Linked DNA regions of Homo sapiens: region 1 is linked to region 2. A link is a loop called in an ENCODE intact Hi-C map of the cell type or tissue named here. Cell type or tissue: IMR-90. All regions are shown on one strand. Each heading gives the region's core, and the rest is flanking DNA. Links, peaks and the distances in the headings are about the cores only.

The links. Hi-C counts contacts between places; a loop is a spot of excess contacts. Peaks named below come from ENCODE experiments on the same cell type or tissue, not always from the same donor. Only the 100,000 strongest peaks of a DNase experiment are listed, where the experiment ranks them.
Region 1: it touches region 2 in a loop (11-fold over the local background); 71 of 110 quality-filtered maps call a loop at or near these places.

Annotation. Positions count from the first base shown.
Region 1 is chr10:49,505,986-49,522,063 of GRCh38, forward strand. It overlaps ERCC6 (ERCC excision repair 6, chromatin remodeling factor), which reads right to left. Exons shown (of 21, transcript NM_000124.4): 6 at 1-27. PGBD3 (piggyBac transposable element derived 3) reads right to left here. Exons shown (of 2, transcript NM_170753.3): 2 at 9,120-11,136. The coding sequence starts at 11,129. The coding sequence ends at 9,348. Among named protein-coding and RNA genes, the nearest start is that of PGBD3, 10 kb to the right of the region's middle. In IMR-90, for the core only: a CTCF peak has its summit at 6,435 (motif pointing left); no DNase peak of the experiment used is centred there.
Region 2 is chr10:48,970,510-48,986,199 of GRCh38, forward strand. WDFY4 (WDFY family member 4) reads left to right here. Exons shown (of 62, transcript NM_001394531.1): 58 at 4,353-4,532; 59 at 6,288-6,470; 60 at 7,800-7,884; 61 at 10,858-10,969; 62 at 12,000-12,447. The coding sequence ends at 12,066. It overlaps MIR4294 (microRNA 4294), which reads right to left and starts at 15,078; the gene lies at 15,003-15,078. LOC105378298 (a long non-coding RNA gene) reads right to left here. Exons shown (of 4, transcript XR_007062370.1): 1 at 12,790-15,690; 2 at 9,173-9,271; 3 at 8,236-8,431; 4 at 6,470-6,591. In IMR-90, for the core only: a CTCF peak has its summit at 10,997 (motif pointing right); no DNase peak of the experiment used is centred there; H3K27me3 peaks cover 1,483 bases.

The DNA of each region.
Region 1 (16,078 bases), core at 3,192-11,191, 530 kb after region 2:
TCCTGCAGTCTCAGTTTATTCCATCTCCTACCATGAAAATAAAAATCACATTTCCATTATTTTGATCACAAGACAGATTTAAAAAGATAGCTCCTGATAATGTACAAGAAAAAACAGGCAAATTAGAACGGTCTCTTAGGTTAATGCTGCCATTATTACCCAAAACACTGATATTCAAAGAGGAAAAACAATTCTCTTCTCCAGCCATCTCAATTCATTTCTTATGTAAATTATTATAGCTGCTCTAGAAATATTTCTTTAAGGTCTCATTTCATTATCAAAACTACTTGCTCCTCTTCTGGCATACCCTAAGGGAAAATTTCTCTGCTGGTTCGTAAGACATGAAATTAGTCCTAGAAAAGATTCAGTAAAAATTTCAATATAATTGAGTGTCTTCACAACCGCAATACTATGTAACAAAAAATAGATTTATAATTACTATTTCTGTTCTAAAGATATGATAGTCACAGCATAAAACAACAAAGCCCCTTAAACATAAAGCAAATTTGGGGTCAAAATCACTGAATCAGGTTCACATTACTGATTACTTAACTGGGGGAAGAGGCATCAGCAATATACAAGCACTGATAGTGCTACCACTCAAAAAAATGTGTTCACTGAATAAAATCTAAGTTACAAATTTAGTAATATGATACTTTCAGATATAAAATAAGGTGAACACTTATATTTCAGAAGGAAATATATTTCATCTAAATATCTGAAAGTCTTAGCAATACACCAAGGTTGTGGAGAAGGTGCACCCATTTAACCAGACTAATTTTGCATTTACATAACTATAATGGACTCTAGTTGTCGTGAGTGGGGAAAAAAAAAAAGCCTCAAATTCTATTCACTTTCAAAATAAAAAGATGATGTTTTCATTCAGCATGGTGCAACTGATGCTCTGAATTTCACAAAATGGTGGAAATGGAATAAAACAATAATACAGAGAAATGCTTTCAAACTACAATAAAAAAAAAACTCATAGGAAGCGAGTAAGAGCAGCAACACATATAAGGCATTTATCTGCCACTGACTATGCAAGAGTAAGAGAGAATGTCCGAGGGAAGGCAAGAGAAAATGAAAGGGTAATACTACACATGCTGCCTGGCCAAAGGTATGGTGTGTTGTCCAGTATCCATTACAAAACCACACAGAGCCCAATGCTAGTATGTAGGTAGCTACTGGTGGACCTTAAAGCACATCCTCTGATAAACTCTTGCCTTGTTGAAAATTTCAACTCTTCAAGGTAACAAAAGGAAGGGCTAGCTGAAATTTACTTGTGATCAACAAGAACTGGTTATCTGAAATTGCACTACACGGTAGTAAAGGACCTATAAATAAGATCAATGAAGCACTGTTGGTCATTTCCAGAGAAGAACAGCAAATGGAAGAGGCAGTATATGGCCAAGTCTAAGGAAATAGCTATCATCTAACAACAGTTTAATAAGTGATACTTTTTATAAAAAAATTTAATGTCCTTTTTGTGCTTAACTTCTAAAGGCAATCTCTTCTTCTCCACTGGTATTTTTTTTCCTTAAAAATTATCTCCATGCAATGGACAAAATGAATTATCTCTAGGTGGCTATAAAAGTCTTCTGGGTTTCATGTTATTTACAAATTTAGTTAAATGCAATGGTGTACAACAATCGTTCTTGACAGGGGGCAATTCTGTCCCTTCAACCCCACCCTGGGGTAATCTGACAATGCCCAGAGATATTCTTGGTTGTTAGAACTGTGGAAGGAGTCGGGAGGATATACTACTACTGGCATCTTGCAGGTGAGTCCAGGTATGCTGCTAAACATCCTACACCACACAGGACAGCCCCCAAACCCCTCGGTAAAAAGTTATCAAGTCTCAAATGTCAATAATGTCAAAGCCAAGAAGCCCTGGCATATAGGTATCCCTTACTATCAAAACTTAGAAACTGAACAGATATATATACACTTTCCTGATACACATATCTGAATTCTTGATATATATACACTTTCCTGATACACATATCTGAATTCTTGCTACTCACTCTGAAATTCAGCAGTCGAGGAGTTTACATAATGAGAGAGTCCTCGGTATCAAAACTATGAACGCAGAGCCAAACTTCTGCATAACAAAGGATACTTGTATTTAGCAAACTTGTGGATAACATAAACCTTGGAAGAATCACAGCCACTTAAACATACTTCACTTTGCAATTTCTCCAAGATAATTTTACAGAAGGAGAAATAAAAACACCAGAATATATTGCCTTTTGAAGTTTGGCACAAGGCCATTAAATATTTTATATACAGGGTATCACTTTTTAAACTTTATTGATATATGATGACCATTTCCTTAGACTTAGCCAGTCAATCTTTGTGGCTGCTAAATTTCCCACCACATCACTCTGCATCGACAAGATTCAGTTTCCTCCTCCTCCCTCCCTCCTAAAATATACAGGCATCTTGTCGCCACAGAACTCAGCACCTAGGAAACCACATAAGCCACTACAGAAACGATTGCATTCTAGTGCCTTCCGCTTCATAAAGAAAGATGAAAAGGGCCAAACATTTATTCAGTTTGGCTAAAGGATGACTAAAAGTGGTGGGGAAAATCATTATTGCCTGCAAGTATTTGTATCATTGTGAAGACAAATTGCCCCAGTAGAATTATACACATATTAAAGACAGAAAATATCATGGTTATAAAACCACATGCATACAGAGCTCAGGCGAAGAGATTCTTCTGTTACATAAGCAATACTTCCTCATGTGACTTGTAGCCAAAATAGACCTGACCATCTGATGAGGGTCCACTGAAGCAGCACAGCTAAAGATGGGGCCGACAAGTACACCACAACACACTAGGGAAAGGGGGAGAACCAGGTTCATCTGCACATACACAGAAACGTGCCTTCCTCATCCCAGACGCTGCCAAGAGACTTTAAGGGCTCTCTTTAACATGTCTAACCAGCCTGTACTGTAGTCTGGCAGGCTGAGTAGTCTGTCTGGCCAGCAGATATAAAGGATTCTGTATATAAACATCCTGGGTTTGACATATGCAGAAGTGCAGGCCCAGGCACAAAAGTCTGAGCTCAGACTAGCTATAGTCAAATCCTGGTGCCATTTACTAGCTCATGAACCCTCAGCAAGTAACTTAACTTCATCAGCATCTAAGTTTCCTCCACTGAGATGGGGAGAACAGCAGCACCTACTTCACTGGGTTCTGGGAAGGATTAAATAAGGTGTCACATATAAAGCACCTTAGCACAGAACCTAGATTAGGAAGTGCTTAATAAACTACTATAGTATTATATAAAACCACATACATTTTCTGAAATCCTCACGACAACCCTGCAGCAGATACTATTACTATGTTCACTGAAAGAAGAGAAAGCAAGTTACGTATGTGGCCCAATGCAATGTGCATATTGCAACGTACTCTGTTTAACAGAACTACCTGAACATGTATACTTAAACAGAAACTATGATAGCTCATCAAATGGATGCTCAGTTAATTATTATGAATAATGTGCTCACCATAGGAGTAAAGATACCTAGTCTTCAGATGGTACCTGCTGGAATATCTCAATTTAAAAATTCTGTCACAAATTTGTAAATAGTAAACTGTCATTAAGTATGGCAGTCTTTTACATGATAGTAACAAAAATAGATACAGATTGACTTAAAATTGGTAGGGAGTGGGTAAGAATTAAAATCTGGGCCAAGTGAGCTGAAATCTTAAAAATTAGAAATGACCTCAAAATGTCTAAATTCTGTTATTTCAAAAAGTAGACCAGTTAACTGAGAAAAAGCAGAAGGGGGCAGTAAATAGTCCAATATTTACCCTTTTAGAAAACAAATAACTTTTTCATGTTCTCTATTCTCTCATTTTAAAAAATCCACACACGTAATAGTCACAGCTGCAGCCACATAAAACGAAGTGGTGGGCATGGTGTTCACTGGCTGTGTTTCTAGCTCCTCACACAACTGCCAGATTCAGCCTGCTGTCAACTCCACTGGCAGCCAATTACAAGAGAAGCTGGGAACAAACATAAACCTACAATTCCAGTCAGATGCAGACAGAGAAAACACTCCCTGGTTTCCCTACATTCAGGTAGGAATGAGAATCTGGCCCAGGCTGTGGGGCCTGGGGCTGAGACTGCAATAATCATCTGTCAGAAGCAACTCAGACCCAGCACAACCAGTTGAACGACACCAGGAACAATGCTTCCCCCAGTTGTAACCTATTAGGGTGCCGCATCAATGGAACCCTGAAAGCTAGTTGCTGCCATTTAAAGTTAATTTATTTTAGAAGAATTTTCAGCATTCCAAGGATGTTCAAAATAAATAAGTGGAAAGACACAGCTAGCTACCACCGTGCCATACCATGTATGCAGCCTCCTCATCTCTGTGCACCTGCATTCCTGTACTGTCCCCAAATCCTTCCCCTTACATATCCACACATTCAGCAGACCTTTCAAACCCTCACTCATGCAGCACCACCATGCACAGAAACCTCCCATGACCAGCCAGACTTAGGTGTCCTGTCTTCCAAGGGCCCTCCCAATCCCGTGACATCTTGGACACACCTGGGATCTCTACTACAGTGCCCATCAAGTGTAGCATATTGTGAAATCCATACCAGTGTCCTCCACTGGACTGGAAGCCACCTGGGGACAAACACTGTCTTAGCCATTTTTATAGCACTAGAGACTGGTATAATGCCTCCTCATGGCAGACCGTTAAGTGCTGAATGAATGAATGAAGTTCATAATTCGGTTAGGGAAAAGGAAGACACAGACAGAGAAGCGTGACTTGAAAATGGTCAAATGGGGTCATCCAGAAATGGGTTCTGGAAACTTTCTGTTCTGTCTCATTTAGAGCCTACCTCTTGCTGCATTTCCTACTCCTTCTACCCATATGACTTTAAAGCACTGCTCCTAGCTCTGTCCACTGGATAAAAATGGTTAAGGTTCGCTACAAAAAAATGACCCATAATGAGGGTGGCTGCAACATCAGAGAAGTTCTTAATTTAGAATCTTATAACAAAAAAAAAAAAAGATAAGGAGAAGGAAAGCTCATCATTTTGAACAATAAAAAGGTAAATAAATAAAAATTGTGTGAGTGATTTAAGTCTGAGCTCCATTTTTTGGGTTCATCACCAGTAGGTCTCCTCTGTAAGGAGCCTGGTTTCTGCACGCCAGCTGATGGAAAGAACCAGGAGCCCTGAGTTTGCTCCCAAGCTTCCCCAGGACCAGGTGGGAAAGGCTGGACAAAAGAAGCACCTTCTTATGAAAGAATTCTTATGATGGGAAAAAAGTCTAGACTTAAACTATATTTACATTACTAGGAAGGAAATAGTGTTTTTGATGTTCCCACTTTCATTTTTTTCTTTAATCTATACATGTAAAAGTCACAGCTGCACCCAAATAAAGTAAGTGTGTTGTTCATCTTCTTTTTTACTTTTTTTTTTTTTTTGAGACAAAGTCTCACTCTGTCACGTCAGCTGGAGTACAGTGGCACGATCTCAGCTCACTGCAACCTCCACTTTCCAGATTCAAGCAATCCTTGTGCCTCAGCCTCCAGAATAGCTAGGACTACAGGCATGCGCCACCATGTCCGGCTAAGTTTTGTATTTTTTGGTGTAGATGGGGTTTTGCCATATTGGCCAAGCTGGTCTCAGACTACTGACCTCAAGTGATCTGCCTGCCTTGCCTTCCAAAGTGCTAGGATTGCAGGCGTGAGCCACCATTCCCGACCCATCAGGGCATTTTCTAACTCCTAAAGCCCGTCTCAGGCTCCAGTGGTGGTCACTAGAAGAGAACCCAACAACAGACACAGATTTAAGATAACCACAGAGAAGTGAAAACCGAATGTAGGCAAAAGAGGTGCATTACAGGCATTTAACTGGTAAGGGGAGGCCTGAACTTTAGAAAATATAATGTAACATTGTTGAATCTGCCTCCTCCACCACAAAATGAGCCAAATAATGACTTTTTATGAGGACTAAATGAAATTATGTATGTACATTATACTTTTGAAACTACATAAATTTCAGATGCTATAACAGTTGGCAGATTACACAAAAAGATTGAGAAATTTTAATTAATTGCAGGTTAAATGTGAATAAAAAATAACAAATGTCAAAACACCTATTGCAGTCTTGAGCCAGCAGGAGCTCAGTTCAACCCCCAAGCATAGCAGACTGTCATGCTAGCTCACTCCATACTGGTCAGTCAAGATCAGCAGGACATTCCAGTCAGGACATCCTATCATCCAGGACAGCAAGGAGGCTGGAAATCAAGCCAAAAGAGAAGACACAAAAGAGATACAAGAGAAGGATCTGGTACATCTACCTCAGAATACAACTGTGAGAAACCATACTGCAATCCTGACCTACCTACACTTAGAACCAAGGGGCATGTTGCACGGTTTGTCCCCTAGACAGATGTCTAGTGCCCCCTAGTGTGTTCAAAGGAGAAATAATTACATTTCTTCCCAATATTGATACTGTACTTATATTTTTATAGATATTTTATCATTAAGTGGGCCTTAAGCTTATTTTAAAAAAGTATGAAAGGTACCAAAAGCATAACATCAATAAAACAAAGTTTGTAACAGCTAATGATTTTACTATGCCTATGATACGTTGAACAGCCCTTATCCAAAATGCTTGGGACAAGAAGTGTTTTGGATTTTGGAATATTTGCATATACACAATGAGATATGTTGGGATGGGACCCAAGACTAAATACGAATTCATTTATGTTTCATATATAACTTATACACATAGGCTGAAGGTAATTTTATACAATATTTTGTGCATGAAACGAAGTTTTGACTGTGTCTTGACTGAGACCCAACATATGAGGTCAAATATGGAATTTTCCACTTGTGGCATCACGTTGCTAAAAAATTTTCAGATTTTGGATTTTCGGACTAGGGATGGTCAACCTGTAATATCAATTGTTAAACTGCCTTTACTTGTGAAAGGTCACCTTTTCATACGTATGAGTATTCATTATACACCCTCCTTCACGGTTCTCACAGACCCTCATTTCAAGCATCTTACTGCCTTGGTGGAATCTTTGTGGTAACTTTTAGCTAGTGGGCATGTAACAAGAATAGCTAATACTTACGGAGTGCCTGATGTATGCCAAATATCTTATACATATCATCACCCATGAAGAAGGTACTGCTGTGATCCCCATCTTACAGGTGAGTGGATACACAAGACCTCAGAGCTACTCGGCTAGGCTCTGGCACTCACTCCATGGCCCGTGGTGTCTAACCCCTATGCTATATACTGCCTCCTTAAGGAAAGTCAGCTAGCTCTGGACAAGTTTTGTTTTGAGATTACATATACACACATACATACATATTTCTTAATTGGGTCAGAAAACAAATAGTAATTATGACTGACAGTGATACTGGGTACTGGGCACTATTTTAAGTATTTCACATTTATTAATTCATTTAATCTTTACAACCTAATAAGGGAGATACTATATTGTATGAGTCCATTTTCACTGCTATAAAGAAATACCCGAGACTGGGTAATTTATAAGGAAAGAGGTTTAATTGACTCACAATTCGGCACGGCTGGGAGGCCTCAGGAAACTTATAATCATGGTGGAAGGTGAAGGGCACCTTCTTCACAAGGCGGCAGGAGGAAGTGAGTGCAAGCACAGGAAAAACTTCCACTTTTAAAACCATAAGCTCTCATGAAAACTAACTATCGTGAGAACAGCATGGGGGAAACCGCCCCCATAATCCAATCACTTCCCATCAGGTTCCTCCCTTGACATATGGGGACTACAATTCAAGATGAGATTTGGGTGGGGACAGAAAGCCAAACCATATCAATACTATTGTTATTCTCTCTCTCTCTCTTTTTTTTTTAACAATTAAAGCAGACAGGGAGAAAGAAAGGAAGCTGTCCAAGATTACCAATGAGTTAAGGGAAAAGATTCAAACCCAGATAATCAAGTTCCAGAGTCTATATTCCTATCTGTTACATAATACTGTCTTCAAAAAAGTATTTTCCAAACTCCCTAGTACCACCCCTTTTCTCACAGTGCCAGCGAAGGGTCCTCTAACTGCCACAGAACGAAAGCAATTGCACAAGAACAAACCAAATTCTAAAACTTCAATCCAAATGTTGTCTTAAAAAAACATCAGGACTAAGGTTTAAAGAAGGGAAAGATTGCCTTCATTTTTGTACAATAACATGATTCCTTCCCCACCTTAATAGTGTGCAAAGTAAGTCAAAACTCACTCTTCACTACACCCCTGCAAACTTTTCCAAGTAACAGTAAAATCAGTTTAGCAGTTCTTTGAACTATACATAATATAGGCTGAACAATCATGTAATACACATTTTATACTAGACAAATCAATGTACACAACTGCCCATACCAACACACAAAAGGGACAAAATACACATATTAATGGGAATTATCAAATATTAGTTGCCTGAGATCATATTAATAAAATAAACATGCCCTCTCCAAAACTTCAAGGAGGTCACCTACCGTGGTGCTCAAAATTCAAAACAGACCTTACTGCTCTATTGTAATATTTTTATGTTGCAAGGATCATTGTACACAGAGCAGTTTAAATCTACACCGTCTGTAAGGAAAAAGCTGTGTATCATACAGTTAAATCATTCTTAATACAGAGTGACATTTCAACCTCAAGATCATTCTCTACCTATTGCAATATCCATTTAAGAAATTCAACAACAGAGGCACAATGAGTACAATTTGATTTTTAAAAATATATTCAGGCACCAAGCTGGGTATTTAATATAGTTTGCATTCTGTAGTATGATAGGTTTTCTATTTCAGACAGCTAAGAATGCCTTACAGATTAGTCTAATTTGCTAAATTGAGATACTTGGTGTTTTACTTTTCTTATCTTCCTTTTTATGGTCTATCTGGGTAAACTTAATTGGCAAATCTGAGCAGATGAAATACCCTCAGTTAGGAGTGCAGATCTCATGGAGTAAATTAAGACTGATATAGACAATTATGCCCAGAGCCAAGAATGAAAGGTGTGTGCAGAGCAGGAAGCAGAATTAGTCTTCATTTGTGTCTCAGCTTTGTTATTTAAAAGAAGGCAATGTGCTCTCTAAGAAAACATCTTTAACCCATTTATGTCTGAGGTTACAATTTTTTGAATTTTTGCATGAAATTCATATATGTTACCTAGAAAAATTCAAGGAACAAAAATTTGAAGAGAAAAAAAAATTTATTATGTTCCATTGTTATGTGACGTTCCAAAATTGGAACACTAGGCAAAACCACTGCTACACTGTACATAATGTATAAAACTATGTTTCTTATCTCAGGAGGTGGTGACACCTGCTATTCAGTGTGATATTCAACGGAACACTTCACATGTAAGGCAACATCACATTTTTCACATCGAAAAGTTGTGTTCTTATGACATTCAGCGCATCGCGTTTGCTTTCCCTGTTTGACTATCACATGATTTATGCCATCATAACGTGAGTCAATGTTACGCTTCTGAGGTCTTCCTTTTTGGCCAGGTTCTGGAGGATGACCATGGGTCTCCAGATAATGGCATACCACACGTCGACGAAACTCCAGAAAATCCACTGGTTTCTCATCATATGTTTTATGCAATTGCCAAGCATTTTGTAAGACCAGTTCGAAACAGAACAAAAGAGGGCTTGAATACCATTTCTTTCCACGGATTGATGCCCGATACTTATCAATGTTTTCATCAGCTCTGTCTACGCCTCCCATGAACTGGTTATACACTTTGATCATGTTTGGCTGCTGAACTTGTATCTTCTTTTTCAGTTTCTGGGAGTAACGACTGACAAGACACAGGGGATGGATACCAGCACCAGATGAGGCAACAGTGACAACACTGTTATCATTCCATCTGCAGACAATATTGCCTTTGCCATCAATTCGATAATCAAATGTGCCTCTTTCTTTTTTCTTTAAAGCTACATCTGATTCCAGTGGAACTCTGTCAATGTGATCCTTTCTCACTGTACCTGTTGCCTGATGTCCCATTGAACTGAGCTTATCAAGAAGTGCAATACTGGTGAAAAAGTTATTGAATACAAAATGGTATTGTCCAGGGTGTGCCTCTGTAAGTGCCTCACTAAACTGAAGGACAAGTGACGCACCGACACCATATTCCTCATGTTTAGTATTTGGGTTTTTACCCTGATACGGCTGAAACCAGCAAATGTAGCCCAGACAGGTGGCACCACACCAAAACTTATAGCCAAACCGAATGGGCTTTCCCCGAATAAATTGTTTGCACCCGTGACGACCAAAATAAGGAACCATGAATTCATCAAAGCTGAAATATGTTTCATTTGGAACAAATTTCATGCATCTCTCATTAAGTTTGCTTATGAGAGGTCGCAATTTGGAAAATTTGTCCACTGGATCCAAATTTGCATTGTCAGCAACATGCAAATTAGAAAATATAGTTTCAAACCGGTCACGTCTCATGGCAGCACTAACCAGTACATTATGCACATCTGTTCTTTGTTCCCAAAACATACGCCTTCTAGGAACTGAGACATAACCACTCAGAAAAATAATTCCCAGAAAACATTTGAATTCAGAGCTAGTCAAGCCAAGATGTACACCTTTACTGCAAGCATATAAGTTGGAGTACTTGACAATGAGTTCAATGACCTCGTCATCAAGAAAAAGTTCAAGAATTTCTGTGGGAGTTCTCATTACGGTGAAGAAATCGTTTGGTGGTGCTGTAACTCTACCTGCTACGGGTTGTACAGTTAGGTCGGCTTTTTTCCATTTGCAAAGAATTTTTGTCATTTTCCTCCTCCTTGATGGTGGAGGTTGCTGCACAGTAAACGTAGATGGAACTTCATCAGGAGAGTCATCTTTAGGTGCGTATGAGGGATCATCTGAGTCAGACTCAGCATCAGAGCCATCTTGAATAAGATACGCAGCTGTGTGCAACAAAGAACCTGGCAGATTATTTATTGTTCCACCTTCTTCATCTCCTGATTCCTCATCAGAAACAGGTGCTGTAGCATTTTCAGGTGGTTGTATCACTATAGCACTTGCTTCTATGCTGTCATCTGTCTCTAAAAGGTCAGTTATTTCATGTAAACTTAGTGTTCGAGGCATCTTGGGACTAAAACGGAAAAAAGGTATTATTAGTCCTAGTGGTAGTGGTTTTGCCTAGTGTTCCAAAAATGGAACATGAAAAATGTCAAACCCATAACTAATGCAATAATAATACTTTCTGTATTTTCTTTTTACCGCACAATAGCATAACTAGTAGAGAAGTTATTTCTTAAAAATTACTAGTATAGGATGTAGTGCAGTAAAGTTATATGTACCTGTCTTTGGATACTCAAAAATGTTTCTGAAAACTCACATCACTTTTTGACAAGCTCCCAGCATGCCAGTATCTGTAGCAGTAACTAACTCTGTGCACCAAGTGATAACATGTACCCTCAGGAGGCAGACATGTGTGAAAAATCAGACCTTGGCAATGACCTTGAGCAGTAGGGCATGAATAACTCCCACATGCTTAGCGTTCCAATAATGGAACACTAGGCATAAATAGGTTTTAAAAGTGTAACTTTTTCTTTCAACTTATAGATTCCTAAAAGAAAATGAACACAGTCTTCTTTCTTTTTTTTTTTTCTCTCAGGCTCCAGTGATCCACCCACCTCAGCCTCCTGGGTAGCTGGGACTACAGGCGCACATCACCACACCCAGCTAACTTTTTCTATTTTTGGGGTTTCACCATGTTGCCCAGGCTGGTCTCGAACTCTTGAGCTCAAGCAATCCTCCTGCCTTGGCCTCCTAAAGTGCTGGGATTACAGGTATGAGCCATTGTGCCCGGCCAGGCTTATTTCTTGAGAAAAATGAACTCTCAGAGATGTTAAGAACATTCTTAAAATAATTGTATTTAGGTTTCTGGATAAAATCTCAAACTTTTACTAAATTCAGATTTTGGGAGAGTTTTGTTTTTTCTCTTTAATTTGGGCTTTAAAAAAAAGGCACAATCAAATCAACCTCCACATTGTGAGTTGGCCTTTGCCGAAGCACAGCCTAAAATTGCTAAATCCTCATCGGGTGCAAACCAGGATCCAACTGAAGGACAGACAGGACAATCCCAGTGCAAACAGGTGCTAGACAGAAGGGAGAAGTTCCCAGAAGACAATAAAATGGAGACAGGCTGTGAGGTTGGTGGTTCTCAGGGCACTGCCTTTAGAAGCATTTCAGGATAGGAATGGGACATTGGGTTGGAGTTGGCCCCCATCAAGTGGAGGGAGAAACCAGGCACTGAAACAATGCTTGTCCGAGTCTGCTGCAGCAAACCAAGCTGCGAGATCACTCTCATGTGTCCCACACCACCTTCAGACCCCTTCTCCTTCTCCAAGCCCTTCCACTGACTGCTGCCTTGAGCAAATGACTTCATCTCTCTGGGCTCAAAGTCCTATCTCCTGGGTGGCTGTAAGGATTAAACGAATTAACCTATATAACAAGAAGAACCACAAGAACCACTAAGTCGTACGCATTCAAACATGTCAGCCATCATTGTTCTTGTGCACCACTCCCGCCCCTGCCCCCACCTCCACTTGATGCCACCTTTGCTCAGGCCCTAAAGGCTGCAACGTTCCAAATCCACAAGACTCTCTTCATAACAGTCATTCTACTTGGCTTGACCCCTAGCATCTGAAATGCTGACAGCTCCCTCCTCAGAACAGTGGATGTGCACAACCCAACCCTCCCAAGCCAGGGTTCAATGGGGCCCTGGCCACAGAGGCCCAGTGCTCAGGGGAAGGACAATGAAGAGTATTATCTTCGCAGGAGATTATGTCTCACAGACTATTAGAAGACATTCTGTAAGACTTACACAATGAATGGAATCTTTATCACCCCTTTACATCTCAGAGTTACTCATGTAAAAAAGGTAAAAAATAGGGCACAAGAAAAACCTTTAGGATCAAAAATTTATTAAAAACCAATTATATCAACAGGCATCAAGTCTACAGATTCAGGTTACACCAGACCATGAAGTAAATTCTGTCCCCATCCACACCATACTTGCCAGGTCTTCTAGACTCCTGAGCCATCTCCCTATATCCTCATCCAAATTCCCAGATTACAGGCTTAGGTTTTTGGTTTGGTTTTCAGTCCAATGGAGGTGGGGGCAGCTATGTGTTGATTTTTGGCACCACCCTGTGGTCATACCTAAATATTGCACCTTCTACTCAATCCCACAAAGGGAAGGAAACATGTATGTAGAGGGCCCAGCCGACTTCAAATCTCAGCTCTACTTCACAGTAAAACTGTGGGCAAGCCAATTAACTGGAGGGGCCGTGATTATAACCATGTAAAGATGTGTATTCACAGAACCAAAGACTGGAATGACATGTAGAAAATAAAAACATAAAAGAGGTCATTTTTTCATCTTAATATTGTTGTCATACTTTTACAATAAAAATAGGGACTCATCAGAAGTGCTGAAAGGTGGCGAGGGAGCCTTCAAACCATGCAGAGGAACCAACTCAAATCCACTTCAGGCTATGCATTTAGCAGCTTAGCCCAATGCACCAGGTCATCTGAGGAGACTCAGGCACCGCCTACTGAAGAGTCCGTTTCTGAACTCCCCACTATGTTTCCCTGATCGGGGTGGGCATGGGTCGGGGATTTATCCCAGAGGCAATTATTTGCTGAGTGTGGGCCATAGTAAAGAAAAAAGCATTACATTCTCAAGCCTCAACATCCTTACCAACAATGCTTCCCAACTGCCTCAAAGCTCTCCTAAATGAGAACATAGTTCTTTCTGAGCAAGGTCCTGTGGACCATGAAGAATGTCACCAAGCTCCCCTCAGAGTCAGCGGGAGCTCAGCCAAAGCACAAGTGCAGTGCCCAGCTCCTCCCACTCTGCACCTGCTGCCTCAGACTCCCCACGCTGAGCCCAGGCCCCTACCCTCTGAAGGTGTTTCCCATGTGATTCTGACACACACACCCCACAAGAACCAGATGATCTATGACATACAGCATTTAGCTAAGGCTCCCTGCCAGGCCCTCCCCTGTGTACATACAACTGTGCAGGGCACATAAAAGAGGATTTTTGAGAAACTGATATACAAACTGCATCAGCCAAAAGCTGCAGCCCCAAAAAAGAGAAATACATAAGACTGACTTATTTCCATCCCTAGCTCCCAAACCTGACAGTGATCAGAGCCATCTGGGAACATTTTTTAAAAGTCCTGCCCGGTGACCCCACGCTACACTTCCTAAGTCAGCGTCTCCAGTGTTAGGGGCTCCCAGTGACACTGCATAATCAGTCTGTGGGTGGGGAAGCTTTGCTCTCGTCTGTGCTCGTTGCCCTCACTGTAGTCTGCGAGGGCAGCAACTTAAATAGTAACTGCCGATACATGAAAATAGAGTAAGAACTTGGGGGAATGAGTTTAAGTCAAATGATAAACACTAACCCTAGTCCTGCCAGCAAGAAGAGACAAAAACATATCTGGAAATGCATTTTCTCACTCAGGATGCAACCCATCTATGCCCTGCAGCCTGACCAAGCAGTGCTGACCACTGCTGGACAAAGAGGCAGGAGTCAGTGACATCTGTTTTATTATGTCAAGGCTGGCAAATACCTAGCATGAATGTTGCTAGTTCCCCACTGTGCCTATGATAGACATCACTAAGGAACTGCACACTCTTCCCAATCCACCCAAACAGGGCCTCGGAGCCCCCTGAATAGACTACCACTCCCCAGAAATCAGAGCTGGCTGGAAAGTGAAGCCCACCTGCCCTCCCTGTCCTCAGCCTCTCTGCACATTGTGGCATCACACCAACCTCCAAGGCAATCCAAATGAGAACCCTGAGGAAATAATGTGCCTCCAAAGCAAAGCAAATTCCTTCCCTTCTCAATGATGCACCTGGAGTTTAGGGGCAAATGCGTAACATTGTTAATTTGGATAAGGGTCATATTAATATATCTGAGCCACCCAACAAGACAAGGCCCTGCACTGGATGAACTTCCCCAACAGTCTCTCCCAAATGCCTCAGTCTGAATTCATTATTCCCTTCACACTTGGTTAGGTCCTATTTGTGCCCAAGTCTATTAACAGACTGCAAATTTTTTGCCAGAAACCCTTGAAGCCAGTCCAAGGATGCAGACATGCATTGTTGACATGAAAGCAAAGATAAAGCTATGGAGGCTTACCTCGAATATGGCAACTGGGAAGTGAATCAATAACATGGAGGTAACAAGGACTGGGGACAAGCGACCTGATCTTTATCACCCTGAAGGGGAAAGGTTCACATGAAATGTTTGGTCTTCTGGGCCACACAGGGCTGTCTTGGCTGCACAGCCTGTACTAGGTAAGCAGCATGTAGGTGCTCACCGGGAACCCACATCACTCAAACACTGAAGGTGTGTTAGTCCTAATCTTTATTTGGCACCCGGAGCTCCCAGGCCCACAATGTGCAAAGCAGTAGTATATTTTAAGAAAGCACTAGACCTCACAACCAACAGCCATAAGCAAATGGAAACCGTGGTAGCACAAAGTAAAATGAAAAAATAATGTATGTTTTACAAGACCTGTATACCACTGACCATAGAACCGACAGAACATTTACTTCTAAGCAGTGGCTCATCCATCCTGTATGACATGAAAGGGTATGAAAACCAGGGAACCCACTGAGGAGTCAGCCTCCAGATACAGTTCAGTGCAGAGGAGGAGGCAGGAGAAACACATGAGAAGGGGGAATACACGGTTTGAAAAATGGTTAAAACTTCAAAGACTGAGCTGAGGGCTTGAGCCAAATGAAGGAAAGCAGGATCCAAAGGGCGACTGCCCAGTTCCATTAAAAAAGCTATGGAAAGGGCTTGACGGAAAATTCCTAGTAAGTATCAGCTAAAACAAAGGCACCTAGTTAGGGTGAACCTAGTGCCAGTGAAAGGCCGATGGCTCTCAAGCTGAGAGAATAAAGAGGATGAGATATCCAGAAGTCACCCACTCTCACTTCCTAGAGTTGAAAAGAGCATTATAATTAACAGGCTATACCCTCAGTAAAAGGTGTTAAGTTCAGCAAAGGGT
Region 2 (15,690 bases), core at 7,691-15,690:
CATGGTGCATTTGACAGGTACACAGGGCAGGTGCCTCCACAGAGGCCCACACCTTAGCGAGAGATGCCGGGCCACACACAGTCACTTCATGCACATGACAGGTCTGGTGAAATCAGTTTCCTTACATCAGATAATATTTTTTGAGCATTTTGCCACAAGTTGGCCTTTATGCCAAGGATTTTTACACGGATTGCCTCATTTTAGCTTATTGACAGCCCTGTAAAATAGGTGCCATGATCACCCCTACTTTATTGGTGAAGGAAAAATGAGATGCAAAGAAGTTTAAGTGGTACATCCAAGGTCAAATGAAAGACTTTCTGAAAGGAAGTGGTTGAGGTGGGAGGAGGAGGAGCCATGAGCCAGGAGTCTGAGGATGTGCACCACCAGCCCTCATAGAGAATGCTAATCGCAGCGGCACTTAACGTTTGCTTAACATTCCAAATGCACCAAGGCCCTTCTGTATACTAATTTTTTTCTATGAAGAAGGAACTATTATTTCCACTTTCAGACAAGGAAACTGAGGCTCAGAACAGCTTGCATTTGAATCTAGGTTTGTCTAACACAAAACCCCATGCGCTCTCCCTGCATACTCCGGAACTTGCTCTAGAATATCACTAGGGGACACTTTCAACTCTAAAATCCAATTCATTTCTGCATCTATTTTTTAGTTAGCCACAGAGCCCTAAAGTAATAGAAACAAAAATAAGCTGTACAAAATCACTCACGCCTGTAATACCAGCACTTTGAGAGGCTGAGGTGGGCGGATCACGAGGTCAGGAGATCGAGACCATCCTGGCTAATACGGTGAAACTCTGTCTCTACTAAAAATACAACAGATTAGCCAGGCGTGGTGGTGGGTGCCTGTAGTCCCATCTACTCAGGAGACTGAGGCAGGAGAATGGCGTGAACCCGGGAGGCGGAGCTTGCAGTGAGCAGAGATTGCGCCACTACACTCCAGCCTGGGTGACAGAGCGAGACTCTGTCTCAAAAAAAAAAAAAATTCACCACTGACCAAATTTACTAAACTGAACATGTTTCACTGAAACATGTTCTCTGGATAATTTTCACTGAAACATGTTTCACTGAAACATGTTCTCTGGGGTTCTCTGGATAATTTTCAAGCCACTTCTGTCACCCTAGACCGTGTCCTTGTCTCCTGGTGCCATGCAGGGCATGGAGGGTGCTGCGTGGGCACTCAGCAAATGTGAGGTGAAGGAATGAATAGGGCAGTGCGAGAAGGGGCTGACACATATGCAGGGGCAGTGCACCCCTGAGAGGCAGCTGTACAGGCAACAGGCAGGTGACCTTCACCAACTGCTGTTGTCAGTGGGCTGGGTATGATTCCTGATCTCAGCAAAGGGACTGGAAATGAAAGACTGGAGTGCTCTCTCCCCAGCATCCCCATTGCCCATTTACAGCTTGCCCTGGGGACTGTACATAGTTCCACCTGACCCTGGGGCTGGCCTTGGGGTACTGGGGCAGTGATTTTTCTATCATCCTCTGAGTTCCCATTTAACAGTGAAAATGCACAGAAACACCCTCGTATCGACCTCATAAAAATGTAATTTATCATCCTCTCCTACTTCCAAATCAACAGGAAAAGATATGGGAATCCCACATGCTCTTATTTTCTAAAAATAAAACACTTTATCACTTACCTGTAAAGGCTAATGTAGGCTTGCAGATTCCCCAGACCCATGGCTGCTCAGTGAAGGGGTCCATTCCTGACCTGTGGACAGGAAAGTCATCACTGAAGAGCCTCACAGGCGGTTCAAAAAGTATTTTATTTTTAAAGATACTGCAACGTTAAAGAGACATTTTAAAATTACTTCAAAGACAAACAATTCTCTACCATCCCTATAAAAGTTTTCAATTTTGCATACTCTTATCCCCAGATATACATATTTATATCTTTCTGATCATTGTGTAGATATTTTATTCTATTTTCACTCAGCCTATCCAATTGTTTCCATTTTTCTACATTCTCTATAATTTACATTTCAATCGTTCCATATCATTCCATTTCCATAAAATTGCATTTCGATTGTTTTGTTATGTCAGTGCACTACAGTTTAATAAACCATTTCTTCTAAAACTAGACAATTAAGTTGTTTCCAAGTTTTAACTATTTTACATAGTGCTGCAGAAAACATCTTATCTAGGTTGCTGTTTGCTTCTGATTGTTTTCTTGCGATAAACTTCGAGGAGGAGAATTATGTACAGTGACATGGTGCTTTCCAAAATGGTTCTGTGACTTAATCATACCACCAGCAATCAAGAGCACCCGTTTCATGGCAATGTAACCAGCATGGGGAATTATTTTCCGGGGTTTTCTTTTTGCTATCGTTTTTTGCTACTATAGTTAGGTATAAAATGATATAATGGAGTTATTTTAATTGGCCTTTTAGAGAAGTATTATTCTGAGAAAACAAAACCCCCTTTGAAGCTGCTATCTCTTCCTTGATTTCTTCGGCTCTTGCAAATGGTAGGTGCTGGATGCCTTGTGGTGCTGGAGTCTCCAGGCTGGTCGGAAGGCAGCCAACCTGACCTAAGTGGGCAGTGCCAGGCACACAGGCTGTTTCCTGGGAAGAGCAGGCAGACTTGGTTCCACTGGTAAACAACACGTGCCGGCACTGGGGCTCAGAGCTCCTCTCTACATCCTGAGCCTTACACCTGGGTTCCCTTCTCTGTTCTCTTTGGCATTGCTATTTCCCCTGCAGTCAGAACTGAGTCATCAGACTTAGTTCATTCTGGGAAGAGATTCAGAAGGTTCCTGTCAACTCCTCTGCTTTCTCCTGCTCACTTAGGCAGTTTTCATTTTCCTAGGATGACCCAAATCTTCTTCTGTGGGTCATACCCATTAACTTGCCGGCACCATCTGGTTGGCGTCATGTTAGGATCCATTAAGGACAAACAGGAGCTTGTGGCAGAACCTTTCATTGCTATGACCGGGCAAAGTGACAGCTTTGAAAAATGACGCTTAGCCTCATTGACCCAAATGAATGAGTGATTGTCTCTGCCCTGAGGGTGGAGGTTTACCACTTGGTAAGCCAGGCCAATTACGCTTCAGAATGCCACCTCCGTGCCCCTCCGGCTGAGTCCAGGTGATGGCAAGCACATGTGAGCAGAGGACCTCAGATCAGAGCCTCTGGGACCTGCAGCCTCTGGAGTGCTGGTGATGGAATCCACACCATTGCCTGCAGCAGTTGGCCAGGGGGTACCAGCATGTGTGGTGGGCCACTTTGGCCCCTTGGGGAAGTGTCCACAGAGAAGAAGGCCTCCAGCCAGATCTGGACACACAGCCATCCATGAGTCAGACCAGGCCCCACACAAGCCAAACCTGAGGACCAAGACCAAGGACGTCTAAGTGTCCCAGTGGCTATGAATCCAGACCTATCAGACTCGAAAAGCCCCATCTTTTTGATGACCATGTGACCTCCCCTTTTCTTCTTCCCAGTTTAGTTCAAGAGTGCACGTGCCTCTGAGGTTCCCTTACCGAGATGGCTCTCAAAGTTGGGCACATGTGAGAATCCCCTGAGGGCTTGTGAAAATTCAGACTTCAGGGCCCCATCCCCAGCGTTTCTGATTCAGGAGATTTGGAGTGGAACCCAAGAATTTGCATTCTAAGAGGCTACTTGCTGCTACTGAGCCTGCTGGTGTGGGCACCACAGTTTGCCAACAGTGCTTTGTATGTTAATCGTAACATGAACTGGCCAGGTGTGATGGCTCACACCTGTAAACCCAGCACTTTGGGAGGCCAAGGCAGGTGGATCACTTGAGGTCAGGAGTTCAAGACCAGCCTGGCTAACTTGGTGAAACCCCATCTCCACTAAAAATAAAAAACATTCGCCAGGCATGGTGGCAGGCACCTGTAATCCCAGCTACTTGGGAGGCTGATGCAAAAGAATTGCTGTACCTGGGAAGCAAAGGCTGCAGTGAACTGAGATCATGCCATTGCACTCCAGCCTAGGCAACAGAGCAAGACTCCGTCTCAAAAAAAAAAAAAAAAAAAAAAAAAAACAACTCATGACATGAACTGCTCCCGGGTTCAAGATAGATGTAGGGCAGCACAAAACATCCAGGTGTGGCTAGCCTCTGGTTGGGTTATAAGTAAAAAAATGGTTTCTCCCCAGCAGAGCCTCCACCCCTGGAGATGAATGAAATGGAGAGGCTAGTCATGGACACGCACATGCACACACCCCCAGCTGCACAGACAACAGACTTGGGAATCACTGACTCACTCAGAATCTCCATTTCCTCATCCAGCACCCAGCTTTATAGGGAGGGTGAAGAATTCCCAAAAGTAGCTGAATTGAGGGTCCCTCTCCTAACCTGTGAGTCTCTGTCCCCAGGCCTTGTATGGACACACACAGGCTGTCACGTGCCTGGCAGCGTCAGTCACCTTCAGCCTCCTGGTGAGCGGCTCCCAGGACTGCACCTGTATCCTGTGGGATCTGGACCACCTCACCCACGTGACCCGCCTGCCCGCCCATCGGGAAGGCATCTCAGCCATCACCATCAGTGACGTCTCAGTAAGTCTCCTGTTTCTCAGTGTCCGTGTCCTCACCTTCGCAGTAGCATGGGGTACAACACTCAGGAGAAAGCCCAGAGACACAGAGACTCTAGCCACCCCAGAATGCTGAGAGGGCCCCCAATTGTGTGGAACAGTCGCTGTAGATCTCACTTGTAGCACCCAGGTCTAGCTTCAATGTCCGCTTCTTTACTTTCCTCCCTCTGGTGTTGGGGACAGTGGGAAGTGTCTGCTTTGCTGCGGGCACCAGGGGGCTGCAGCTGAAAAATTGGCTTTTAGGGAGGGTTTTGTTGGATGTGGCTGACTCATTTAGGTCTTTACCTTCAAATCAGTGTTGACTTGGCAGGTTTGGTCTTCATGGCAGTGCAAGCTTCTCTGCCTCTCCTTCCATACTGGCTAACAAAGACCAGGGAGATCGACTTACCGGTGTGAAATTTCTTCCAGACTGAAGCCCTGTCATGGGATATGGGGTTCCCTGAGGATGCAGAGGTTTCTGCATCTGCTCACAGAAAACCTAAGGGGCCCAGGGCATAAATAAAATGGGCAGAGGGCTCAAAAGAGGAGGGATGATATAGGAGCTTCCTGGTTCCAATTTTTGCTGAAAGTGGTGCTCCAGGTAGGCTTGAATTCAAAACTGGATTCAATGTTAGATGAGTAGATGGAGTGTGAATGGATGGGTGGATGGATGGGTAGATGAGTGGATGCATGGGTGGATGAATGGATAGATGGATGGACGGGTGGATAGATGAGTGGATGGGTAGATAGATAAATGAATGGATGGATGGATGGATAAATGAGCAGATAAATGGATGAATAGGTGGATGGAAAGATGGATGAAATGGATAATGGATTGGTAGATGGTGGGTGAATGGATGGATGGGTTGATGTATAGAAGGCATTGAAGCCTTCACCTGGGAGAATATAAAACCCATCAGGAATTGTGTCCCTAGACCCCAGAGAAGCCTGGCACCAGGACAAGTTGTCCTGCAGCCAACTGATTTCAGTCTGTGCTTGCTGGTTGTGGGGCAGAGAGGTATCAGACATGGCCTCTGGCCTCAGACAGACCATCCCTAACAATTCAGGAACTTCTAATGGATCCCAGCCCAGTGAGATGTGGAGGGGCACTGAGCACCCTACATCCCTTCTGTGATTAGGGCAAGGCTCAAAGGGATGGCCCCAGGACCTTGGTGACAGTGGCCACTATAGAATAAACAGGACTTGAGGAGGAAAGACTCAAATGTGAGCATATCAGGAGATACAATGGGGAAATTTCTCCTTAGAAATTCCCTCTTCAGGGACATTGCACAAGCTTATGAGCCACATGCAGTCATTGGAACTTCTGTACCCTGCCATCCACCAGGTGGCATCCAAAACTTCTTTATGGGGCAGGGCTGACCTACCAGGTGTAAGCTGTGTGTCCAAAGCCAGGGCTACCCTTCAGGCTGGATCTTCTGTGGCAGTCAGGGTGTGGTTGGGGAGTGGGATCTGGGAGGAGCCTGAGGGTGAGCCAGGTGCCTTCTGCCAGGAAAGAAGTATCTAAGCACATGACTGCAGTATGAAAAGAACCAAGAATTTACAACTGTGTGAAAACACAGCAGACCTGTAAGTCAGCTGGAAAGAAGTTTTGGGGTACCTTGGGGGTCTTCAGAGCATGACAGATTGAGAGTACTTGGGTGTACCAACTGGGTAGCTGAGCAAGTGGCTGATGGGCAGGCAGTGACTCCAGCTTAGAGTGATGCCAGCTCTCACTGCACAGGGCACCATTGTCTCCTGTGCGGGAGCACACTTGTCCCTGTGGAATGTCAATGGACAGCCCCTGGCCAGCATCACCACAGCCTGGGGCCCAGAAGGAGCCATAACCTGCTGCTGCCTGATGGAGGGCCCAGCATGGGACACAAGCCAGATCATCATCACCGGGAGTCAAGACGGCATGGTCCGGGTAGGTGTGTCTTGGGCAGAATGAGGACATGACACAAGAAACGTGTTCATCTCCATTCTTCTCACTTCCTCCAGGGGGCCAAACCTGCAGGTTGCATTTGAGACCATTCCAGAACGGGTACCTACAGCAAAGGAAGGGAAAAGACAAGGCTCTTTGCAGGGAAAAAGTAAATAAATAAAATTATATATATAGTATTACACACACAGACACACACATGCACACACACACAGACACACACTAAAATAAATACTGTTACAACATATAAAAGTTGAATGGTTAAATGCAAAAGATTATATCCCAATGCTAAAAGGAGATATTTGCGTCATCCATTCAAACCAAACTTGCCCACCCATCCACTAATTTATCTACCCACCTACCCATTTATCTCTCTACTCATCTACCCACCCATCCATCCACCCATCCATCTCTCTATCCACCCATCCACTCATCCATCCATCCATCCATCCATCCATCCATCCATCCATCCATGTATCCCTCCATGTATCCATCCATCCATCCATCCATGCAGGCTGAGGTACCTAGGCAGTCCCCTCATAGGACTTTATCTGTGGCCTCTGCAGAAAGCAGGGCATCCTGGGATGGCCTGGGCTTGGTGGGGTGTGGCCCACATCAGTGGGCCAGCCAGAGGAGCCTGGGGTGGCCGAGCTGCAGAGTATATTACTCTCCTGGGCCCCCCCAAAGCGTAAGTGAGGGTCTTCTGTGCACTCAGCACTCATTCATTCGATGTGGTCACTGAGCTCCTGGACTGGCCCAGTGCTGTGCTAAGCCTGGCGTGGGGCTCACAGAAGCATTTGAGAGGAGGCTGGTCCTTGCCCTTTGGTGATATAAAATCCAGACCCAGTGAATGAGAAGCCATTTTGAGTGAGTTGGCCTCAGGGCTCCCACAGTAGGCTTAGCGCCAAGGGCCAGACACAAGATGGGGGTGCCCAGCCACCCAGGGGTGAGGGAGTACTCTAGAGGTGGTAGCATTATGGGCAAGAGGGCATTGGTTGAGCAAAATGGCAATAAACTGGTTGCAGAGTCACATCCCTGCAAGAAAAGGGCTGTGGGGGTCATGAGATGCACTTAGGGACATGGGTGGGGTAAATTCATTCAAGGTGCAACTGTGATTGGCCAAACCTCTGCATGAGGAAGCTGAAGGCTAAATAACCTTTTACCTGATGATAAGTTAACATCAGAAGTGAAAGGGGGGCCATGTGTTCATCCTTTCCCTGGGGGACCCCTAGGCGTGAGGAAATGGACTAGGCCACTCCAAGCTTGCAGACAGGATCGTCTTCCCCGCCGATGACATTTGCTCTTTTGGGGCAGGTTTGGAAGACTGAGGATGTGAAGATGTCTGTTCCTGGACGGCCAGCAGGAGAGGAGCCCCCGGCTCAGCCTCCAAGCCCAAGAGGTACCTGACCTGCTAGGGATGTGGCCGTCCTGGCCTTGCCCTGCCCTCCTCACCTCCCCTCTCTCCACCTCAGCCCAAGGGCTGCAGCTCCTCCCAGGTCTGCCCAGCCTAGGGAGGCCTAGGAAGGCACAGAGAGGTTCAGTGACTTGCCCAAAGTCACCCAGCAAGCAGACTATCCTCACACCTGCTGCCATCACAGCCACAACGGCCTCAGAATAACCTAACCATAGACACTGGCATGTAACCACCATCACCAACCCCTCCATAATGAACACAGGTACAAACCTCCCCATCAAAGCTGTTACCGCATCACATCCATCACAGCTGTCCAGTCCCCGCCCCCATCATTACCTCCTCCAGCTCAGTCTTCAGAAAAGATTCTGGCCGAGAACTGGGACATCTTTACTGGGACCCACAATCAAACATGTTTTCATGAAGTTAGAATTCTATCATCCTGAGTGCTTCCATTAGCTCCCTGTTTGCTCTGCATCCCAGAACCTGTGATCATCCATAGGAGAGAATTTCCCAGATTTCTGAGGGCTGCCTTCTGAAAAGAGTAGACATTTGCAATTAGTTCATTTCTAAAACACAGTCCACACCTCTTTGATTCATTTAGTCACCCATTTGTGGATTCTTCTTCAGGCAAGTACACACAGGCATTTGCTCAGCCTCTACTGTGTCCTAGGCTCTATATTAGTGGTCCCTTCCTTCAAGATAACACCTGGGGACCCTTGTAAACAATCTGGGCTGAGCCAAGGCAATAACATCACAAAGATCAATAATATCACAAAGATGCAGATCAAGAACTCCGTCAGTTCACAGGTTCTGTTTCTCTAGGGTACTTGGAGACCACCACAAGGAGTCAGCCTATCTCAGTGTGAAAGGACAGAAGTGTGTGCATTCTAAGGAACCCAGCACATCTTTGGAAAGCAGAGGCCAAACTCCCTCCCATATCTGCTTCCACTTGGAAAGGCTCTTATTCCCCAGCCTGCTTACAAAGCAGTTTTCTGCTATACCTGCATGAGACTGCACACCATTTTAGTTTTGGGCTCAAATGCCCACTTTTGAAGCTATTGGGGCCCAGTAAGCTAACGGCATTAGCTAAGCCTACGGTTGATGAATGGATGTCTGAGAAAGAATGCTGGATGGATGGGTAAATGGATGGATGGATGGAAGGATGGATGGATGGATGGATGGATGGATGGATGGATGGATGGATGGATGGATGGACGGGTGGATGGATGGATGGATGGGTGGATGGATGGATGAATGGATGAATGAAAGTCACCTCAGAGCCATTCAGTTGATTCTGGCAGTGCCATTGGATTTGCAGGTTCCTATTCAGCATCAATGGTTGTGGTGAGGTTGCACTCACTGGTCATGGGGTCTAGTGAATGAGAAGCAGAGTAAAAAGCAGGAAACAAGGTTCTAGACCCAACTCTGTCACAGCAGCTTCTCTGGTCTTCTGTCAAATGGGGACACTTCCTGTGCATCCTAACTAGTAGAGTACTGATGACAGAATAATAGTAGCCACAGACAAGAATCTACCCCAAATGCAGGTCATTATTGTCATTTTTGCAGGCTTTGAGAGATTTTTCTCTCTGGACACAGCAGCTGATGGCATTAGGAAACTTACTTAAGGGGGTCTTAGACTGACAGGGAGCCCCAGATCCACAACCTTCCTCTCTGTCTGCCCTGACCCTAAGTCTCTGCCACCCCATTGGACTGACTGCCAAGATTGTGATTACAGTTCAAGGGAAGATTAACATGAAATGACAGGATGACATGGACATATTCAAATAATCACACTGGCCTGCAGTTTAGAGTTAACAAATCTAAAATATGTGCAGATTTACAAGCCTAAACTGCTGGAGGTCTCTAATAAAAAGGCATGTTGTTCTTACATTGCTCAAAACTGCTTTGTTGGAAAGGGACCTGTATTGGGCATGGCACGTGGATATTTGCATGTGTGTCCTCTTGGCGTGTATATTACTATACCCCTCAAATGTCTTAAGGGGCAAGAAAGGAGATCTTTGAAGATATTAAGCATACTGCATTTGTGGGCAGATGTAATCCAATTTCTGCTTGGAATTCATTTATTTGCCATTTGCAGCAAGGCCCAACCCAGCTGAGTACAATTTATTTCAGGAATCGCCTCAAAGATTTGGACTCAATCTGGTACATAAAAAGTGCTTGGGAGAAGCTTGTTGTTTAGACTTGTACACAATGTACAAATGCCTGGTGTGCTTTGAGGTGGTTTCTCCCACCTGGACCCCTCATGCATTTCCTGGCACATGGCCTGTCTGCACACATGGGTGGTCACCTCAGGACAGCAGGGGCTGTATCATCTCTCCTGCCCTGAGTCCAAGGAAGTGGCCTCGCAGGGACGTACCCAGCTGGCGTCTCTCCATCTCACCCTTCACATTGAAGGAATTACTGTCTGTCCCCAAATGCAGTCATTAAAATGAGTGAAGTAACAATCATTGAGTTATATTTTTTGAAAAAAACATTCTCAGCATTTAATTACTGGTTGTGGCGTGAGAGGATTAAGATAAGTTGATAATGCCGACTTTATGTAATTTATTTTTACTAGGCAATTACTGGCTGCATTACACCCTGGCAGCAAGGTATTGTGGGGCATCTTATTAAGCATAAAGCCAGTAAACACTGATGAACAATTTTGCTGAACTAGGCATGCAATTTAGAAAGCAATAATACACAAATCCAATTTGGTACACAATGGATACCGAGGCACGTCAGCACATGTAACTATCACCGCCTGCAAATTAAATTGGGACGGCCCTTTTTGCAACAGCACAGGCCAAGATTAAATATATTTCCCCCTCAATTTAACAAGTTGCTGACCACAAATATAAATATGTGCGTATGTGTTTGCGGCCCCGTGTGCAGATGCACACTGTATGTGCGAAGCCGATCTGGCGTTCTAACTCTTCTCTCACATGCTCCACACAGGCCACAAGTGGGAGAAGAACCTGGCCTTGAGTCGAGAGCTGGACGTTAGCATTGCTTTGACAGGGAAGCCCAGCAAAACCAGCCCCGCAGTGACTGCTCTGGCCGTGTCCAGGTAAGCGCGGCCTTGTTTCTCTGGGTCTCCAGCAGAGGGCACTGCAGCCACCTTTAGGAAAGCCCCAGTGGCTCTGAGTCCAGGCCACCTGGCCGAGGAGGCCACTTCACTCCAGGACATGGCCCCACCAAGCACAGGAAGCAGCCCGTGTGGCCATATAGAGCCCCAGGAAACGTTTTTCAGGGTTTTGTTGTTGTTTGTTTTGCTTTTAACTCACACATGCCCTTGCTCTCTTGCTCTTGAATATCCAAACATTCATTAAGAAATCCAAGAGGTATAAGTATATTGTTTTGTAATTTTATCCTAAAGAGAGCCTTTTCCCCTGAGTTCCACTGCAGACTGTAACATTTGGTGTGATGATTATCCTTCATTAACAGAAAGTGCCTTCTGAGGGCTCTTAGCTGCTGTAGCATAGCCAAGCATCAGTCCCGACACTTCATACCCGTTATTTGACTCGCAGTAACCCATGGAGGTGGTTACTGTCATTAACATCCTTGTACACACTGCGAGGTGCAGCCTTAGGGGCCGCTGACCTTGCAGAGCCGGACTTCCTTCCTCCCTCACTGGCGTGGCGTGGGCTGTTCCGGGGTCCTTGGTGGAGGCACTACACAGTGTTTTAGATGCTGGGTGGGGCGGAGTGGAGTGGGGTGGGCATGATGGTAGGGCCAGAGCCGCACTTTTTGCAGAGAACTTGCCATTTGTTCTGCCCTGGTCCTGGCTATTTCTCTGGTGGGACAGGAGACTCACCTGGAGGCACTGGAGAGAGGCACGGCCTCGTCCTGTTCCCTGGGGCCTGAGCTTCCCCACAGTGCTGTGGGAGCCACCACCCTCACAGCTCAATGCTTTCCCCTCCCCCAGGTGGAAACCTTCTCCATTCCTCCCACTGCCTCCCCTGCCTCAAGGGAGACAAGACCAGGGGCAAGCTCCGCTGGGCCCCAGATAGAGCCCCAGAGTTGCAATATCCCATGTGCTGGCGGGGACAAGTGGTACTGTCCCTCTAACGTTCTTGTCTTTTCTTTCTCTTCCCAAGAAACCACACCAAACTCCTGGTTGGTGATGAGAGGGGGAGAATATTCTGCTGGTCTGCAGATGGGTAGGAAGAGAGAGGCAGCAGAGGCTCTGGCACAACAGTGCCAGGCTGAGGGTGGCAGAGGTGACTGGGGCCTGAGCTCTGCCTACAGAAGAAACCCCCAGGGCCTCCTTCCCCACAGTTCTCAAGGAAGGGCCTCTGGCAATCACAGCTCTGCAGCCCAACCCTCTCCATGGCCGATGGGACTTCTATGAAAAGGATGAGCACACACACTCGGAGGGCTGAGCAGCACGCTGGAAACTGTGACTTGGTGATGCCCAGCTGCACACGAAATTACACATGACTCACCTTATTAAGGGCTATTGCACTGAAAAAAAAAAAGATGGGTCGCTTACTGGAAATTATTGTATTGTCTTTATTTTATTAAAGCAACTATGTTTTAAATGCAGAAGGGCTCTTCAGTTTTAAACTGCCACTCTATTCCACTTACCATGCTGCCTTTCTAAGTATTTGTGTTTCTGTCCTGAGAAAGGCAGGAAGGCTTCAGGGAAGCACATCCACCTGCACAGCCTCACCCAGCCCCTCCCCATCTTCCACCTTGGACACTGGCTCTTCCCCGTCTTGCCCATAGTGTAGGGGCCTGAGGAGTGAGGGGCTACTGTGAAGAAGGCCCAGCCTCTGTGGCTGAGCCGCAGGACATGGCGGTGGGTGCTGCCCATGGCAGACTCAGGGAGTTTGGCCTGGGGTGATACACCCGCCTTGGTGATACTCCCACCCCCATCTCCACAACCTGCAACAGACAAGGATTCCAGACAACTCCTGGCTCAGCAGTCTCTTCCCAGGGCCCCGGTCCACACTTGGCTTCCGAGCTGCAGTTCTTCCTGGAGAAATCTGCACTGCTGTGTGACTTTTGTTTTCCACCTGAAAATGTATGGCAGGTGGGGTAGTTACTCGTGCCCCTCTGAAGAATTCCAGTACCTTCTTGTGCCTGGGTCATTCTGGGATTGGTCGTTGGGCATCACAGGTATCACCCTCACTCTAATGTCTCCTCCTTACCCCAAGATTTGCAGAGCTCCTCAAAAGGAAATCCACCTGCCTTTTTAATAAAGTCAAGCTCAGGTGGACACATAGGGACTTGGGGAGGTTAAGCTTGTTAGCTTCAACTAGTCTTTCAGAGATCTCCCTTCTAGGGGCCAGGTGGGGATCCTGATCTTCCCCATGTCTCCAAACTCTGCAAAGGCCCTGAAGGGGGTCCCCACCTAATTTAGCCCAGGCCCAGGGATAGCAGGAACATGCACTTCATGTCTTATGCCCCATGGGTCGTCTGGCCTCCAGGGGGCAACAAGTTGATTAAAAGATAAATATTAAGAAAGTGGAACTGGTGTGCAGCCATGTCAAAAATAGTGAGAGGTGGTTAGCATACCTTGATTCCTCTGTAAACTCTGAGGCTTTGCAAAGGAGAAGATGGAGGAGACCCTTCTCAGGTCCGGAGCACCCCTCCCCGGGTGAGAAGCACTTGTGTCTGACCCCAGAGCCAAGGATCACACCACCTCCCACACCATCTGCACACACTATTAGCAGACAGCCCATTTGCAATCCCCTGGTTGGTCTGGGACTGCACTGAAGGACCATAAATTTAAGAGCAGAGAGCACCACTCCCCAGGAAGGCCAAGAAGCAGGGTCATAAATATCAAGGCTGAGCCTGCTGGCATTTTTCAAAACACATCACAGCATTACCCAAGGCTGACAAGGTCTGCTGGCCAAAAGGCTGTCTTCGATTCCTTCATTTAAGTGTTTTTGCCTTTTCTTCCCCTCAAATCACGGGGAAAATGAGGAGGCAGTGTTGGGTCTTATTGGTGGGGTCCTGGTGATGTGGTGTCTGCAAACAAATGTGACTTGAGGTGAAAGGGCTAAAAAGGAAATCTCAGGCCCTAGGGAAGGCAAAGGGGACACTCAGCTATATCAGTTGGGTGGGGCTGCCATAACAATATTAAACAGAAATTCATTTCTTCAAAGTTCTGGAGGCTGGAAGTCCAAGATCAAGGTGTCACAGGGTTGGTTTCTTTTGAGGCCTTTCTCTTGCTTTGCAGATGACCACCTTCTCCCTGCATCCTCACCTCATCTGTCTTCTGTGCACATCTGTGTCCTCATCTCCACTTATAAGGACGCCAGTCATATGGGATTAGGGTCCACCCATATGACCCCATTTCAACTGTCTCCAAGTACAGTCACATTTGGAGGTACTGGGGGTTAGGATGTCAACATAGAACCACTCCAGGGACAGAATTCAGCCACCTATGGCACTGGCTGAAGGAGGTGGCCCTGGAGCCAGGCCTGGAACCTGCTGAGACAGAGGGACGGGGTTGCAGGAAGACTGGGCTGCATCGGCCAAGGTACAGGGTGAGTCCGGCTGGGTGTGGGAAGAAGAATGGAGGGCACACGGGATGAGGCTGAGAGGTAGAGGGGCTGCTGCTCCTGGCTGTGGAGTAGACTCTGGTTACTGGATGGAGTGAGTGCAAGTGAGGCTGGCAGAGGTGGGCTGCCCACCCGCAGAGCTTCATTCTCCATGCCAGCTCCCAGAATGTGCCCCACAAGAGTCAGCTGAGTAAACGGACATGTAGACGTATGAATGAGTCTTGGTGGCAGACATGTCAGAAAGGGTGGTCCTGGGATGGCAGGGTCAAGCAGCAGCCCCTCCGTGGGCAGGGTGAAGCAAAATGGAGTGAAGAGGTGGGAATAATGAGAGGAAACTGTAAATGTCATGCCCTGGGCCCGGGACATGTCAGGGGAAGAAGCCAGGAGCTTGGGAGCTTGTGGTGAAACCGTGAACGCCGTTGTCAGAAGCTGGAAGCTTTAGAGGCATCCATGAAGCAGGGACGGGCTGTGGGTGAGAATGCCCCATGGAGGAGCTGGGGAGACTGCAGGAGACAGGCTCCATGCTGAGCTGCTCCAGTGGGGTCCTCCAGGATTAGCTCGCATTGCTGGGAGGAGGGAAGCCGCTCTGCACCGAAACCTGGGAGACACATGCACCCTTGGGCCCTCACAGACATGGCCCTGCTGTAGACTCCCGAGGCATCGGAAGCAGAGTCCGCTGCTGGAGGCGAGGGCAGGGGAGCAGTCAAGCCAGGATGGGGCTGCAGAGGAAAGCACCAGGCACAACTGAGGCCCAGGCTCCAAAAGCTCTGGGCAACTCCAGTGACAGGAGGCCCCTGCTGGCCCGAGTGGACTACGATGTCTGGCCAGCAGGGTTGGGGCTCCTGACAGTTGTCAGTGGTTGGGGGAGCCCAGGGCAGAGGCCTGGGGTGCAGGGAGAGGAGAGAACAGGCTCAGCACCCAGGCCCACAGCAGAGGCAGCAGAGGTAGCCAGGGCCGAAGCCAGGGGCACAGCCTGCCTGGGGCCCAGAAGCAGGACCATGCAGACACTGGCCTCACCAGCACACCAGGTCCAGTGGGGACCGGGGGACCCGTCCCAGTGCCACATGGTATCTAGAGGCCTAGACAGGAGGACAGGCATATGCGGTGAGTGGGTAAGGAGGCCAGGCCACCTGAGCACCAGGCCCAGCTCCACAAGTCCCGCCAGCCTTGGCCACAGCTTCTGTATCTGTGAAATGGGATCCTGGTGTCTACCTCAGGGCTCCTCAGGAAAGTAACATCATATCTTCTTATTTTATAATAAAATAAAATAATAGTG